2 separate regions of the Mus musculus genome follow, and region 2 is linked to region 1. The links are chromatin contacts, found by Hi-C or POLR2A ChIA-PET in ENCODE. All regions are on one chromosome and are shown on one strand. The core of a region is the stretch at or near the end of the contact, and the rest is flanking DNA. Distances in the headings are between cores, read along the strand shown.

Region 1 (7,756 bases), core at 3,790-6,289:
CCCTGTCTCGAAAAACCAAAAAAAAAAAAAAAAAAAGACACATGCACATGCTCCACTAAGTTCATAGCAGCCTTATTTATAATAGCCAGAAGCTGGAAAGAACCCAGATGCCCCTCAACAGAGGAATGGATACAAAAAATGTGGTACATTTACACAATGGAGTACTACTCAGCTATTAAAAAGAATGAATTTATGAAATTCCTAGGCAAATGGATGGACCTGGAGGGCATCATCCTGAGTGAGGTAACCCAATCACAAAAGAACTCAAATGATATGTACTCACTGATAAGTCGATATTAGCCCAGAAACTTAGAATACCCAAGATATAAGATACAATTTGCTAAACACATGAAACTCAAGAAGAACGAAGACCAAAGTGTGGACACTTTGCCCCTTCTTAGAATTGGGAACAAAACACCCATGGAAGGAGTTACAGAGACAAAGTTTCGAGCTGAGACAAAAGGATGGACCATCTAAAGACTGCCATATCCAGGAATCCATCCCATAATCAGCCTTCAAACACTGACACCATTGCATACACTGATTTTGCTGAAAGGACCCTGATATAGTTGTCTCTTGTGAGACTATGCCGGGGCCTAGCAAACACAGAAGTGGATGCTCACAGTCAGCTATTGGATGGATCACAGGGCCCCCAATGGAGGAGCTAGAGAAAGTACCCAAGGAGCTAAAGGGATCTGCAACCCTATAGGTGGAACAACAATATGAACTAACCAGTACCCCTGGAGCTCGTGTCTCTAGCTGCATATGAATCAGAAAATGGCCTAGTTGGCCATCAGTGGAAAGAGAGGCCCATTGGTCGTGCAAACTTTATATGCCTCAGTACAGGGGAACGCCAGGGCCAAGAAGTGGGAGTGGGTGGGTAGGGGAGTGGGGGGGAGGGTATGGGGGATTTTTGGGATAGCACTGGAAATGTAAATGAGGAAAATACCTAATAAAAAAGAAAAAAAAAGAATTGACAAATGGGACCTCATAAAATTGCAAAGGACACTGTCAATAGGACAAAACAGCAACCAACAGATTGGGAGAGGATCTTTACCAATCCTATATCTGATAGAGGGCTAATATCCAATATATACAAAGAACTAGAGAAGTTAGACTCCAAAGAACCAAATAACTCTATTAAAAATGAGAAACAGAGCTAAACAGAGAATTCTCAACTGAGGAAACTCAAATGGCCGAGAAGCACCTAAAAGAAATGTTCAACATCCTTAGTCATTAGGGAAATGCAAATCAAAACAACCCTGAGATTCCACCTCACACCAGTCAGAATGCTAAGATCAAAAACTCAGGTGACAGGAGATGTTAGCAAGGCTGTGGAGAAAGAGGAGCCCTCTTCCATTGCTGGTGGGATTGCAAGCTGGTACAACCACTCTGGAAATCAGTCTGGCGGTTTTTCAGAAAATTGGACATAGTACTACCCGAGGACCAAGCTACACCTCTCCTGGGCATATACCCAGAAATTCTAACCAGTAATAAAAACACATGCTCCACTATGTTCATAGCAGCCTTATTTGTAATAGCCATGAGCTGGAAACAACCCAAATGTCCCTCAACAGAGGAATGGATACAGAAAATGTGGTACATCTACACAATGGAGTACTACTCAGCTATTAAAAACAATGATTTCATGAAATTCGCAGGCAAAAGGATGGATATAGAAAATATCATCCTGAGTGAGGTAACTCAGTCACAAAAGAATACACATGGTATGCACTCACTGATAAGTGGATATTAGGCAAAGAGCATGGAATACTCACGATACAACTCATGGATCACATGAAGCTCAAAAGGAAGGAAGACCAAAGAGTGGATGTTTCAGTCCTACTTAGAAAGGGGGACAAAATAATCAAGGGAAGTAGAGGGTGGGAGGGACTTGAGAGGAAGAGAGAGGGGGAAAGAGGAGAAGAATCAGGTATGGCAGGAGATATAAGATGTACAGAGGGTCAGGAAATTGAACAGAGATATGTAGCAATGGGGGATGGGGAACTGGGGGTAGCAACCAGAAAGCCCCAGATGCCAGGAAGCAAGAGCCTCCTATGACTGTATGGGGATGACATTAGCTGAACTACTCCACAAAGGGGCGGAGGGAAAACCCGTCAAGACCGTATCCAGAGGTTAGGCATGGCCCCCCAGTTGAGGAATGGCCAAAATTTTAGCCCAGAATTGCTCCTGTCTAAAGGAAATCCAGGAACAAAGAATGGAGCAGAGACTGAAGGAAAGGCCATCCAGAGACTGCCCCACCTAGGGATCCATCCCACATGCAGACACTGAACCCGGACCAACTTCTGATGCCAAGAAGTGCTTGCTGACAGGAGCCTGATACAGCTGTCTCCTGAGAGGCTCTGCCAGATCCTGACCAATACAGATCCAGATGCTCACAGCCAACCATTGGACTGAGCACAGGGACCCAATGGAGGAGTTAGGGGAAGGACTGAAGGAGCTGAAGGGGCCTTATCTGGCCTCAATGGGAGGGGAAGCCCTTGGTCCTGTGAAGGCTTGAGGTCTCAGTGTAGAGGAATGCTAGAGAGGTGAGTGGTTGGGTGAAGGAGCAGAGTAAGGGGGGATGGGATAGAGGGTTTGAAGAGGGGAAACTGGGAAAGGGGATAACATTTGAAATGTAAATAAATAAAATATTCCAATTAAAAAACCATTAAAATTAGAATTCATTAGCCAAATAAAATTTGTCTTCTCAATAATATTAGAAAATTGATTGTCTTCTCTTTGTGTTGACATTTGCACTAATGTTGCCAAAGCCATGGTAGGTAAATCTGCTGGTAGATAAATATGCCTTATTTAATCAAGGCAACTGCATCAAGAAACCACTCTACCTAAAATGGACTTTTATGCAGTGATAAAGATTGTTGGTCTAGGGGCTGGAGAAATGGCTGAGTGATTAAGATCACTGGCTGCTCTTCCAGAGGATCCAGGTTTGATTTCCAGCACCCACATGGCAGCTAATAATTATCTGTAACTCTAGTTCCAGGGGAATATCATGCTCTCTTCTGGCCTCCTCTGGTATTGCATGCACATGGTGCACAGACATACAAACAGGCAAAACATCCCATACACAAATCATTTAAAATGATGACTAACAATTAAAACTAAGCCTTTGAGGGGATGTCTTTTTAATGTTCTGTGTGACAAAATGAAGAGCATAATTGAAGTCCTACAATGGCTTCTGCAATATGATGGTTGTTTCTAGGAAAAGTACTTGTGCAGGGCTGCAAGATGAACTAGCCACTTTTCCAAAGATATTATTAATACAGAAAACAGTAACTAACAAAAAAGTATTTGTTATTCAGACATCAAAATGAACAAAGCCACAAAGAAAACTTTTGTTGCTATAATAACATTTGACCATGCAAATGAAAACTGAAATTTTGGGAAGCACGGCTACTGTCAAGAGCTTGACAGTTTCCTGATACTCTTCTGATACTTACACTGGGCTATCTACAGCAGGGGTTCTCCATCTTCCTAACACTGCCACCCTTTAATGCAGTCCCTCAAGTTACGATGATCCCTAACCATAAAATTATTTTGTTATTACTTCATAACTATAATTTTGTATGAATTGTAATATAAGTATCTGATATGCAGGATATCTGATACGCAATCCCCAAAAGGATTAAAACCCACAGGTTGAGAACCACTGGTCTACAAATAGGATCAATTGATAGTATATAATGAACTATATTTATATTCAGAAGATCTACATAAATCAATGAGCCTGTGTTTTCAAATACTAAATACATAGTGTTAGAAAATCAGGCATTGGTAAAAAATTAATTCAAAGAATAAGTTAGATTAATGGATTTTGCTATTGTTTTGTTTTGTAGACAGGGTCTCACTATGTAGCCCTGGCTGGCCTTGAACTCACAGAAATCCACCTGCCTATGATTCCCAACTGCTAGGATCAATGCCATATGCCACCATACCCAGATGATTGATGGGTTTTAATGCAACAGAGTAAGACAGTACATTGATATAATTTCAGTCTCCATTTCCAACAACACTTAACAAACTAACAATGTTGGGGCTATAGTTCAGTTGGCAGAATTTCTGCCTAGCATGCACACCGTTTCTCTGCAGCTTCTTCACCATGGTTTATGACATCAGAGACCATGCAAAGTGGTGTACATCTGTAATCCCAGCACTTGAGAGGTAGAGGCAGGAGGATTAGTTCATCATTCTCATTTGCTGCACAGCAAGTTCAAGGCTAACTTCAGATACATGAGAACCAGAAAGAAAGCAAAATTATTGCTGCTGGAAATTTTAATAACCACCTAAGAACAATACCTATAACTGACTGACCAGTCTATTAAAATACACTTTCTGTTTCCAAGTATATATCCATGTGAGACTCAATTTTCTTCATATACTTCAATTAAAATGTTACAACCATATGTGTGCAGAGAGAGAGAGAGAAAGAGAGAAAGAGAGTGAGCGAGAGAGAGAGTTGGAATAGGGATTAGGCAAAAACAACAATCTCTGAATTACTTTAGATAGAGTACCCCAATTCTGCAAACCATACTCCACTTCCTCTACACAGTGCAGGACAACACGCGGTTAAAAGCATCAGCTTCTGCAGTCAGACAGGACAGGGACCCTAACAAGTTCAGTGTACTCATCCCAGGCGCCAGGAATCTACCCACCTCAGAGGGCTGGGAACATTTCCTGGTGTTGTTTTTAAGCCAATACTTTAACAGCCGCACACACCAAATGTATTTAATCCTCACTCACCATGGCTCTCACTAGTACTTATGGAAGGAAAGTAATTTGATTTAAAAATGTCTGGAAACTAGCCAGATATAGGAATTTGTATGTCTAATTTCAGGAAATTCCTTAATTTTCAGAGTACGTGGCTTCTTGGATACAGGGTTGTACGACTGAACTGGAAAGAAGCCTTGTATCGATGAGCTAAGGACTCGGCAGTCTGACTACCGTGGTCTGCAGTGCCCCTGCTCCGCCCGCCTGCAGGTCCCAGGAGGGTATGACTGGGGTATGGAGGGAGAGGATGCTCCCTGAGATCTTCTCCAGTGAGTAAGGACTAAATTTAGATGTCCTCTGCCCACTCCATCCGCAGCTGTGCTGCTGACTCATGACTGCAGCATGGTCCATGAGCAGAGTCACCCATCTGCAAATCTCTGCCCATGCCTCTACCCAGAGCTATACTGAATTCTCCAGGCAGGAGCTCAATCCTTTCCTTGGGAAGGAAGCTAAACAGCTTTGGGTGTTAACCGTTATAACAACGGGGGAATTTCTTTGCTTCAAGTCAAATCTGTGACTCAAGTGCATTTCCTCTTAGCTTGTATTCCTAAAGATGCACGAGAATATCACTAAAGAAAATTTTGTTTTAAGCTCTGAAATAGAGGTGTGTACTTAATTCTTAGTCCAAAAGAACTATTCCAAAAGTTGCTTGGTAAATAAAGGTTTTCACAATCAACATATAGTAAAGACAAGCTCTAATGGAAAGTGCTCTCTTTTATCAATAATATGGGCACTGTGCTCTTTCTACTGTACCTATCACTGCTCTCTAGATCGAAGGCTGAAGTGGCTTGGGGTTGACTAAAGCCAGAGTTAATCTGGGAGCACAAGGCCTTACAAAACAAAGTCCTCCGGGTCCCAGAATAGCCTCCAACTGTCAGCACCACTGAGTGCCGGCTCTTAGGCTGACCTTGCTGTTGTGTCCCAGGAGAACTCTCAGGCTACCTGTTTTGCCTACAACCAGCCCTTCACAGAGTCCAGCTCTAGGTGCTTACTGACAGAAGCTAGGTTTAGTATAGCCTAACTCCTGCATTTTTTTTATCCTGTGTTTGCCTTACTTTCAATAAATCCTGATGGAAAAGGTGCTGTCCCTTTTAGGGGTCAGGGAACGCCAAAAGACACTGCTAGTTACCTCAGACTGCCCTTAGAACAGAGAGAAAAATTGAAAGCCAGGTGCCTGATAAAGACATTATCTAGGATATATAGGGTACATTTAAAACTCAACAAAAGCAATCTAACTTTAAAAATGGGGGAAGACTTTAACAGACTTGTCTCTGTGTTTTAAAATGGCCAAAAAACATGAGAAAGTACTTAGCATCACCAATTATTATGGAAATGCAAACCAATACCACAGTTGACAGGTCTTTAATCCTAGCACTCAGCAGGCAGCCACAGGCAGATCTCTGAATTCCAGGGCAGCCTGGTCTAAAGAGTGTGTTCTGAAAGTGAGGTTGAACAGTCAAGAGTCTGTCTCAAAAATAAATAAATAGATAAATTAAGGAAAAAAATAAAATTTTTTTCCAGGTGTGAAAAAATTAAACCTGAGTCCACTGAATTAGTTTACTATGTTGTAGTCTCTATAGAAACAGCATGGTGGTTCCTTAAAACAAAACAAAACAAACAAACATCCTGCAATTACCATTTCTGTTCTATCCAAAAAGAGAGTTTGAATCATAAAAATCAAAAGATTTGAAAGCAGTGTCTCAAGGAGTTATCTGTATAGCCAATTCTCATGGAAGCATTCGCTTACAATCCTAAACTGAAGAAATACCTAGAGTCTGTTAACAGATACCATAGATGTGGTATTAAATACAACATATATATCCAAGAAGGAATATGGCCCTACTGATACCTTGGTTTCAGACATCTGTTTTCCAGAATTGGGAAAAGTAATTTCATGTTGTTGAAAGCCAACAAGTTTGTGGTAGTATGTTACAGAAGCCATAGGAAACGTCAAATTGACACAGATTAGGGAGTCCAAATCTAGAGACTGCCTTATACTCTCAACTTCTTGCTACATTAACTGACAATATCAGCAGCCACTGATCCCTTCTTTTCCAAATTTCCCCAGAGATTACACAGCTCTTCAAAATAATATATTAAATATAATGCCTTCCTTCTGTAACCCAAGCTTTAGCTCAAACAGTAAAGCCCTGACAGATCTAACCCCATGGGTCTCCCATTAGCAACTGGGGGAAAGTGACTGAGATAGGGTATCATGTAGCCAGACTTCAAATTCACTGTGTATGGAGGATGACCTTAAATTCCTGATCCTTCTGCCTCTACCTCCCAAGAAGTAGGAATACAGGTTTGTGTGATCATACCAGATTGGCTGGAGGTATCCTGGATGAACACCAAAACAGAAACTAAATCTTGGTAGGGCAGGGAGCCATGCTGATAGGTGAGCTCCCTGTCAACCCCAAATCTGTAGACCCAAAATTTTGCTCCCATAAGGTAACGTCATCATATGACAAGAAATTATACAGGTTATGTATTAGTAAGTCTGGAAATCCCCACCATCAGCATACAAGAGGCTTTAACATACAGTCCCTAAGATCGACTGATCCCGCACTTCAGTCAGTTCTTCCAAGTACCTGTCTCCCATTCCAAACATGATATAATGTGACTGCTGCTTAACAGAACCATTAGAGCAGTCTACACTGTGACAGGTGACTCCAGCTGCTGTCAGTCCTGTGTGAAAGACTCAGAACTGTGCTGGCAGAGAAGGTCTGGCTCTTAGATGGTGAGAACTATATCTGACTATGCACTCACTGGTCAGGCAGGCTCTGGACACAGATCAGTGGCCTTTCAAACACAGATGGCCAAGGGAAAGCAGAAGTGAAGAATTTTCCATTAGCCAGACGTAATGGTACATGCCCCCTAACTCGGCAGTCAAGAAAGCTGAGGCAGAGGTATTGACAAGTTCAAGGCCACCCTGGCTACACAGTGAGGCTGAGGCAGCTACAGCTAT
Region 2 (7,756 bases), core at 1,881-4,380, 570 kb after region 1:
TGCAAGGACAGGAAATCTTCAGGGGCGTTTGAACAGTTTATCAGCACAGTATGACTCAGAGCAAGTACCACACAGAACACAGCAGCCATTCAAGAGGGCCAGGGAGACAGAAAGGCAATGTACACCTGGCCCCCAAAGAATACAGAGGAGCACAGGACCGACACCGGAGAGCGACCGCATCTGTTGTTTGGCGTGCAGAATCTCTGTGCTCACTCACATGCTCTCTGCTGCCTCCTTTCTATTGTTCAGCCAAAAGAGAAACTTTCCAGCTCTCTTCGAGGACAGTACCGAGCACTGTTCGGTCCTCCGACTTCTCCTTACCGCTGTTCCTCAAGCAGATCTCAGGTGGGGACAAGAGACCTGGGCAGCAACAAGCTAGACCTAAACCCGCCAGGTCGTAAAACAGCAGAAAGACTTTAAAATTTCTTTACAATCTAATCTTTTCACAAGCCCAACCAACCACCCCCACCAGGCAACTGAGGCAGACGAGAAGCCTGGAGGAGCTCCTACGGAACATCCCACGTCACTTTCATCTGCTCTCAGACTAGAAAAGGAAACGACTGTGAATAACCGCACAAGGGTAAGGTCAGACACAGACAGGACAATGAAATATGACGAGCTTGTCAGTGAGTGCAGACTCGGGTAAATACTTTGCTCTATAGGATACTTATGTTTGCTGTTCTCCTGCCTCCCCATCCTCCTTCCCACGAACACCTTCCTATCTCTCTATTGCTTTACCAAATAGTTACATCTTCAAATGATTCCTGTTTTACCCTGTCATCAAAACAAACAAGCTGGGCATTGATGGCGCACGCCTTTAATCCCAGCACTTGGGAGGCAGAGGCAGGCGGATTTCTGAGTTCGAGGCCAGCCTGGTCTACAGAGTGAGTTCCAGGACAGCCAGGGCTACACAGAGAAACCCTGTCTCAAAAACCAAACAAACAAAAAACAACAACAACAACAACAAAAATACTGACTTAATATGTACCCCCCCCCCCCGCCCCCGCTTCTATTTCCCTCTCCTTCCCCTAGATGACCAGTTATCTCACTGGATCACAGGGAACGCAGTCGCCGCAGGGGAATCTGGTTCTGCTCTCACAGTGCAATGACTTGGGTCCTAACGAAGATTCTGGAGTCCAGGCATTGACCCAGGGTTTTCCCATCAGTGGATACAAGCTCTGTCCGTCTCACATGGACATCTGGCCTTTCTTCAAGGTTAAGACCAAATGCCATGTCTTGCACAGTTGTCCCACTTCTCTGAGGGCTGGGACTGAATCTCGTCTATCTTGCTTGTATGGTATCTTGAAATAGCAGGCACTTAGCTCACTTGTGGACTTGAATTCCTGGCTTATCCAAAAGTAGGAATGCAAAACCTCAAGGAAGGGTGGTGACTTTGGGACTGGTACAGACATGACTAGCAATTTGTCTCCAAATAATCCTTACTGGGGGGTGGTGATGCACAGGCCATAAATGTGTCTTAGATGGTCCAACTAACTGTTAAAATTCATTATCTTTTCAAGAACATAATTAACCTTTTCTAGGTCCTTAAGCATATTTATAAAGAGTACGTATACCTCTCACTGGCTAATTCTGATATCCTGGTCATCTGCAGGTCTGCTTCTACTGACTATTTTCCTCCTTAGTCATATGTTTCTGCTTCTTTTTTTTTTTGAGTCTTGTGGTTTTGTTTTTTGCTTTCTGTTTTTAATTATAATGGTGATATTAAATATCTAAAAAGGACCACAGTCGAGTGGTGTAGAAAAAGCACCATATACTTCGTAGGACACTTGGGTCTGGGCTTTGTTGTAGATTTGCTCAGTCAGTTCTCCAATGCAGGAGCAAGATGGTCCTTTCAGCAGGACTTTGCTCTGAGCACAAGGGACTCCAGCGTAGTCTCTCTCTGCCCAGCCACTGGGCACCAGCCACCAGCTTTGCTTTCTGTCCTATGATGATACTCGCTACTGGTGGGCCCTTCTATACACTCAGTGAAAGGTTCTGGTTCTTTTAGAATCTTTCTCTTCTCTCCTTTCCTGCTCTCAGAGTTCACTATACTGTGCTATGTATGTTCTGAGCTCCACGAAGGCCCTGTGCTAATGGCTGTGTGCTGGGTGTTTCTGAGCTTTCTGCTCTGCCTTCAGTCTTCAGTTCAAGGCAACAGTGAATGTAGGGAGGACCTTCCAAGAAACAATTAGGAATAGGTACCCATGACCTGTGATTAGGACGTCTGTAGCCCGCCCATAGGTAACTCTTAATTTTGTATGAAATTCAGCTATTCTCTTCTCCTTATCCATGGATTTGTGTTCCTGTCTACCACACGAGGGAGTCTAAGACTGACATGCACTCCTCTCTCCTAGGAACAGCTCACTTCCTTCTGGAACTTAGTTCAATTAGAACACTTGGCCAGGAAAATGGCTCAATGGGTAAAAGTGCTGCCTAGGGCTGGAGAGATGGTTCAGTAGTTAAGAGCAAGGGCTGTTCTTCCAGAGGTCCTGAGTTCAATTCCCAGAACCCATGTAAAACACTGGGTGCAGTAGTGTCCATCTGTAATCTCAGCACACCTAAGGCAAGATGGAGTAAAACACGAGAGACTCAGGTCTGTGGACCAGAGCCTGGGGTAGTTTTCTTAGCAGTAACAACAAGAGACCCTGCTTGACCAAGGAGGAAGATGAGAACTAACTCCTTCCAAGTTGCCCTTTGACCTCTCCTCTACCTATGTGATGTGATGTGCTCCCACCCCACCCCCGCCCTCAAGCTCCCCCATCTCTCTCATATACACACTCACACAAAATAAATAAGTTAAAAAAAAAATCTATCTATACTACACTGTTTACAATGCTTACCCAGTGTATCCCTGTTAGGTAAGAATGCCATATACTGTGATACTAAATTCTCCCCCTGAGCGCCCTTAGAATAAATAAAGCCCTTCATCTAGGCTCTAATAATGGAAACTGATTATCCTTCTTATTTTCTTGCCCACTTCCTCGAGCTGATACCCCAGTCTAAGGAACACTCTGCTGCGTCCCATCTCTGCTGCAGGATGAAAAGAAGGACTGAGAGGGGGCCAGCTCCTCTGAACACTGCACGGTTTGTGTCTGTGCGGGCACGTGGTGATCCACGGGGCAGGGGACTCTCCTCCCGTCTGGGAAAAACACCAGTGTTCACATGGCTCTTGGCTAGGATTGGCCACCCCTCCCAGACTTCTCTCACAGTGTCTGCCCCCTACATTTTGGGCTCATGAAACTAGAATGGCCAAGGAGGCCTTTGGGCAGCCAGAGGGCCAAGGGTGTGGCCTTACTAACTGAAGGGTGGACTGGCGTGTGACTGCACAGGAAAAAAATGATTGCTGCGGTGTCATAGTGAAGTTCTCAAAAGCCACGCTTGAATAATGAGCTGGTTCTTCTGTCCAGAATATATATGCCTGGAGGATCACTGACCAAGCTGCTCAAACTGGCGCTTATCCGGTGAGGATCATGAACATGGAATCTTTCATTCTTCTCTGATGGTAGAGAAATATCTAAACTACAGTAAGTTGTTTTAAACAACCCTGGGCCCACTTCGTTTTCTTTTTTGGAATTATCCTCAGGAAGAGTTTTGGACTTGGACGTCTACCATAGAAGTATCCAGGAGATACTTCCAACTTCCTGCTTTCCCATCTAGGACAGAGAGAAGCTGACATTGCCTTCTAAACTCTAAATAGGCTCAAGATAGCTGGGAGTCATTTGACCTCTAAATGCACCCAACTTCAGACAAGCAAATCACCCAACAATCCCAAAAAACCAGAACTAGAGTCAGAAGACTTCTGAATCTCCATCCCTTTACCAACAAATTAGCATTGTGTTCTATCAAGCATACACACATCAGATGGGATGGATGGCTGTCGCCTGAGTTATAGTTAAATAGGCAACGGTGACAAAAGAATTTAGATCATCCTGAGCAGGTGGCAAATATGAGCCTGGCTCTAGAGTGCCCAATAGCTAGAAAGTCCATGGATCCACAAAGAAGCAGGACTTTAAAAAAAAAGATTTATTATGTATACAGTGTTCTGCTTGCATATATAACTGCAAGCTAGAAGTAGGCACCAGATCTTATTTTAGATGGATGTGATCCACTATGAGGTTGCTGGGAATTGAACTCAGGACCTTTGGAAGAACAGCCAATGTTCTTAACCTCTGAGCCATCTCTCCAGCCCAAGAAGCAGTACTTTCATAGTGCACATGTTTTGTAGATGGCTGTCATTGGATGGTTGTATTGTGTGTGCGGGTGGTGATTATCCCATGAGATCTGCCCCTAAGATTCCAATTATTCTCAATACTTTTAAGGGGCAATAGAAGCTTGCAAAGCCCTGTGTAGTCTGGGGTAAAATTAAATGCTTAGACTAAAAATTGACTTATCCTTCCAAGGAAGCTAACCTTCCTTCTAGCTAGAAATGAGGCTGTTCTCTGTGAGCATGTCTAGATTAAAGGAGCATGTAGGCATGCCTGTGAGAAATTATCTAGATTATGGTTAATCAACGTGGACTACATAAATAAGAGCCGAGCATGAGTCTTCTACAAGTGTGCAGCTTTCTGACTGCAGCCAGGACCTGCCCAGTTACCTCACAGTTCTGCTGCCTTAGCTTCCCCATCTTGATGGACTGCACCCTTGGACTGTGAGCCACAGGACTGTGAGCCACAGGACCTTGAGCTAAAATAAACCCTCTCCCGTGTGCTGCTTTCGGCAGCTGTTTTGTCACAGCAACAAGACGAGCGACTAGTACATAATCCTAGCATTTAGCAAGAAAAGACAGGAGGACTGTGCTGAGGTCCGTGTGGGCTGTAAAGTGAAGTCCTGTCTCAAAAAATTAGAGATGGCTCAGTGGTTAAAAGCGCTGGCTGGTCTTACAAGGACCCAAGTTCAATTCCCAGCACCCACATGGCAGCTCACAACCACCTATAACTCCAGTTCTAGGGGATATGATGCCCTCTTCTAGCCTCTGTGTGCACTGCATACATGCAGGGATAACACTCATACACATGAAATAAACATTCATAGAAATAAATCTGTAGAAAATTAGGCGAATGAAAAAGATATCTCCATGAACTGATGGATGGAATAGGTCCAATCATAAGAAAACTTCTTGTAGGTAAAAATAATTCAACATTAAGTGTTTATGTTTCTGTCTGGACTTTACATAAGCACTCATTTACTTTAAAAAGTCTAGCAGTGTGTAATAAACTCTTGTTAGGAAGAGACAAAGTTATGAAATCTCAAGCAAATGACACAAAGAACTATTTGTCTCAGGCTAAGCCTAAGTCAATGCATCTAAACAAGGGAACATGTTTAGGACTCGAATTAATTCAACCAACCTAGGATTGCAAAGAGATCGCACTATTCATTTGTCTTCTGTTCGTTCTTCAGGGAGGTGAGATTCCATGCTTTCCCCGGGTGACTCAGAGTCACGGGGATATGGGTGGCTCCAGCAAACAGACTCCCTTGTTCACTGCCCCTCAGCTTCCCTCCCATTTTGGTTTATTTTGGCTCCAGGTTTAAGAGTGCACAATCCATCATGGAGCCTGGGTCCTGTCCATGGTGATGGGAGTTGGCTGCACAGCTTGTTGAATTGTTTTAAATTTTCCTCTTTTTAAAAGCAGCGTGGTGATCTAGATCTGTGCTGACCCTGTTGTCACAGAGTACCTGGAATGTGGCAAGCTCAAAGACTTATTAGTAGGAAGAAAAAAAATGGAAAAAAATTTTATTAATAATTTTATATAAATTCTATTTTAAAACAATATTTTTGATGTATTCGTTTTAAAAGAACATAGCTAACTTCTTTTTTTTTTTTTTTTTTTTTAAAGATTTATTTATTTATTATATGTAAGTACACTGTAGCTGTCTTCAGACACTCCAGAAGAGGGAGTCAGATCTTGTTACGGATGGTTGTGAGCCACCATGTGGTTGCTGGGATTTGAACTCTGGACCTTCGGAAGAGCAGTCGGGTGCTCTAACCCACTGAGCCATCTCACCAGCCCGAACATAGCTAACTTCTGCTTTACTTTTAAAAAACTGTTTTTACTAGAAAGTTTAAAGTTACACACGGGGCTTGCATTTCATTTGTCCTGGAAAGCTCTGTCCTACATAAGAAGCTGTAGGTCACTGCTCTAGGTGTCAGCTTAGAGGAACTGAAATTCATTAACGGCTGTAGCAGTCATGACCTGAGAAGGCTACAGTGTGTGACTGAACTGCATCTGTCCTTCTCACTGACACCGAACGTGGAAGAACTGTTAGGGTACACGCTGGGTTTGTAGCCATGGTCTTCAGAAAATATTTAGGAGGTGAAAAAGGTCAGAGTGTTTTCCAAAAAAGACAACAGGGCTGTAAGTGGCAGCACCTGCTGGTTATCCCAGCGCTCTGACGGTTTAGGCAGGAAGATGGCAAGTCATGTTAATGAGAGAGGCTTGGTCTAAAAGAAAAAGGGAGGCAGGCAGGGACAAGCTGGAGAGAGACATAGCGGCGGTGGAAGAATTAGAACAAAATTGGGCAACTGTGCGGTGCTTAGCTTTGAAAGTATACCAAGACCATCTTTTGCTATCCTTAAAGTCAGTTATCTTCTCACCCCTGTGTGGACTCGGACAACTCCTGGAGCGAGGGGGAGTAGAATGTCTGCTCCGTTACATGTCTGTGGTTTGGCAGGGCCAGAGGCAAGCCAGGCAAATCCAGCCAACAAGGCCAGACAATGGGAGGGAAGGATGGGTTCGGCCCCTGAGTAAGAGGAGGCAGCTGGTCAGAAGGGTGCCAGTACCTGGTTGTTTTAAACTGGGAGTTATGTCAAGTTTTCAGCAAAGGTAAAGATCACCAGGAAGAAACTCTGAAGAACGGGGATTACACAGGAGAACTCGACTTCAAGACAGATTAGCAGTAAGTGCACACTACTCCAATCGAGAAAACTAATAGTGTTAGTAATTAAAAGCACTTTCTGATTTAATGACGTTCTCTCTGCTGAGACAAAATACTTTGGCCAGAGCAATGTAAGGGAGAAAGGTTTATTTTGCTTCAGAGTTCCGGGAATGGGTGGGACACGGTCCATCGCGAGGAAACCGCCTAGCTGGCTGCATCCAGCCACAACTGTATCCTTCTCACTCGGGAAGCAGAGAAAGAACAGAGAGTGGGGCCAGGCCATACTACCTCACCAACCATCTTTAGTGATCCTCTTCCTCCAGTGAGGCTCCCTCTTAAAGGTTCTGCCACCCTGCAAACAGCACCACAGCTGGGACATTTCCCCTTCAACCCCTAACAGGTGCTGAAGTTCAGTCTGAGTAACAGAACTGTCTGACTAATCGTCCCAGCTCCCAGATGCTGAGCCTTAACTCACAACAGTGAATTAGGGGTCCCTGAAGTCAGAATTAAGTCCTATTGATCTGTCACTGGCCATTAAATAAAGAAGCAAAGAAAGAAGTTACCGTAGCCAAGGAGCCCACCACTTGAGGGTTATCCGTTGCCACATTTAGAAACAAATTCTGACCTAGACTCAACTTGGGAAAAATCAAAGGTTAGTTTTGCAGAATTGGGAAATATTTCTGAGAGCAAACCTAGCTGAAGGGGAAGTCAAGACAAGTATCCCCCATCTCCCATGTCCTGCTTCCCCCATCCCCCATGTCCTACCCTCCCTTGGTCATTCTTTTCAGCTCTGGAATCGCAGGTTTCCATCACTACCCTTTTCTCGAGTCACTCAGCCATAATTTCTAAAGTGTCTGCCAGGGTCCCCTAAGGCATTTAGAAA

What was found. Hi-C counts contacts between places; a loop is a spot of excess contacts on that map. ChIA-PET counts read pairs that join two places held with the same protein, here RNA polymerase II (POLR2A).
Region 2: a loop to region 1 is called in a map of regulatory T cell, with 2.8 times the contacts of the local background. The contact joins two enhancer-like sites. A Hi-C loop is called at or near these places in 1 of 37 maps with a recorded cell type or tissue (regulatory T cell). POLR2A ChIA-PET finds 5 or more read pairs at or near these places in 1 of 5 experiments (Patski).

What each region holds. Positions count from the first base shown.
Region 1 is chr1:134,904,577-134,912,332 of GRCm38, forward strand. The region is part of intron 1 of Ppp1r12b (protein phosphatase 1, regulatory subunit 12B); the gene reads right to left. Among named protein-coding and RNA genes, the nearest start is that of Gm51265, 38 kb to the right of the region's middle. Within about 2 kb of position 5,040, at least 2 of the 3 ENCODE cell types and tissues checked have a DNase peak (open chromatin) inside an H3K27ac peak, as active enhancers do.
Region 2 is chr1:135,478,686-135,486,441 of GRCm38, forward strand. All of the region lies in intron 3 of Nav1 (neuron navigator 1), which reads right to left. Among named protein-coding and RNA genes, the nearest start is that of Mir1231, 28 kb to the left of the region's middle. Within about 2 kb of position 3,131, at least 1 of the 3 ENCODE cell types and tissues checked has a DNase peak (open chromatin) inside an H3K27ac peak, as active enhancers do.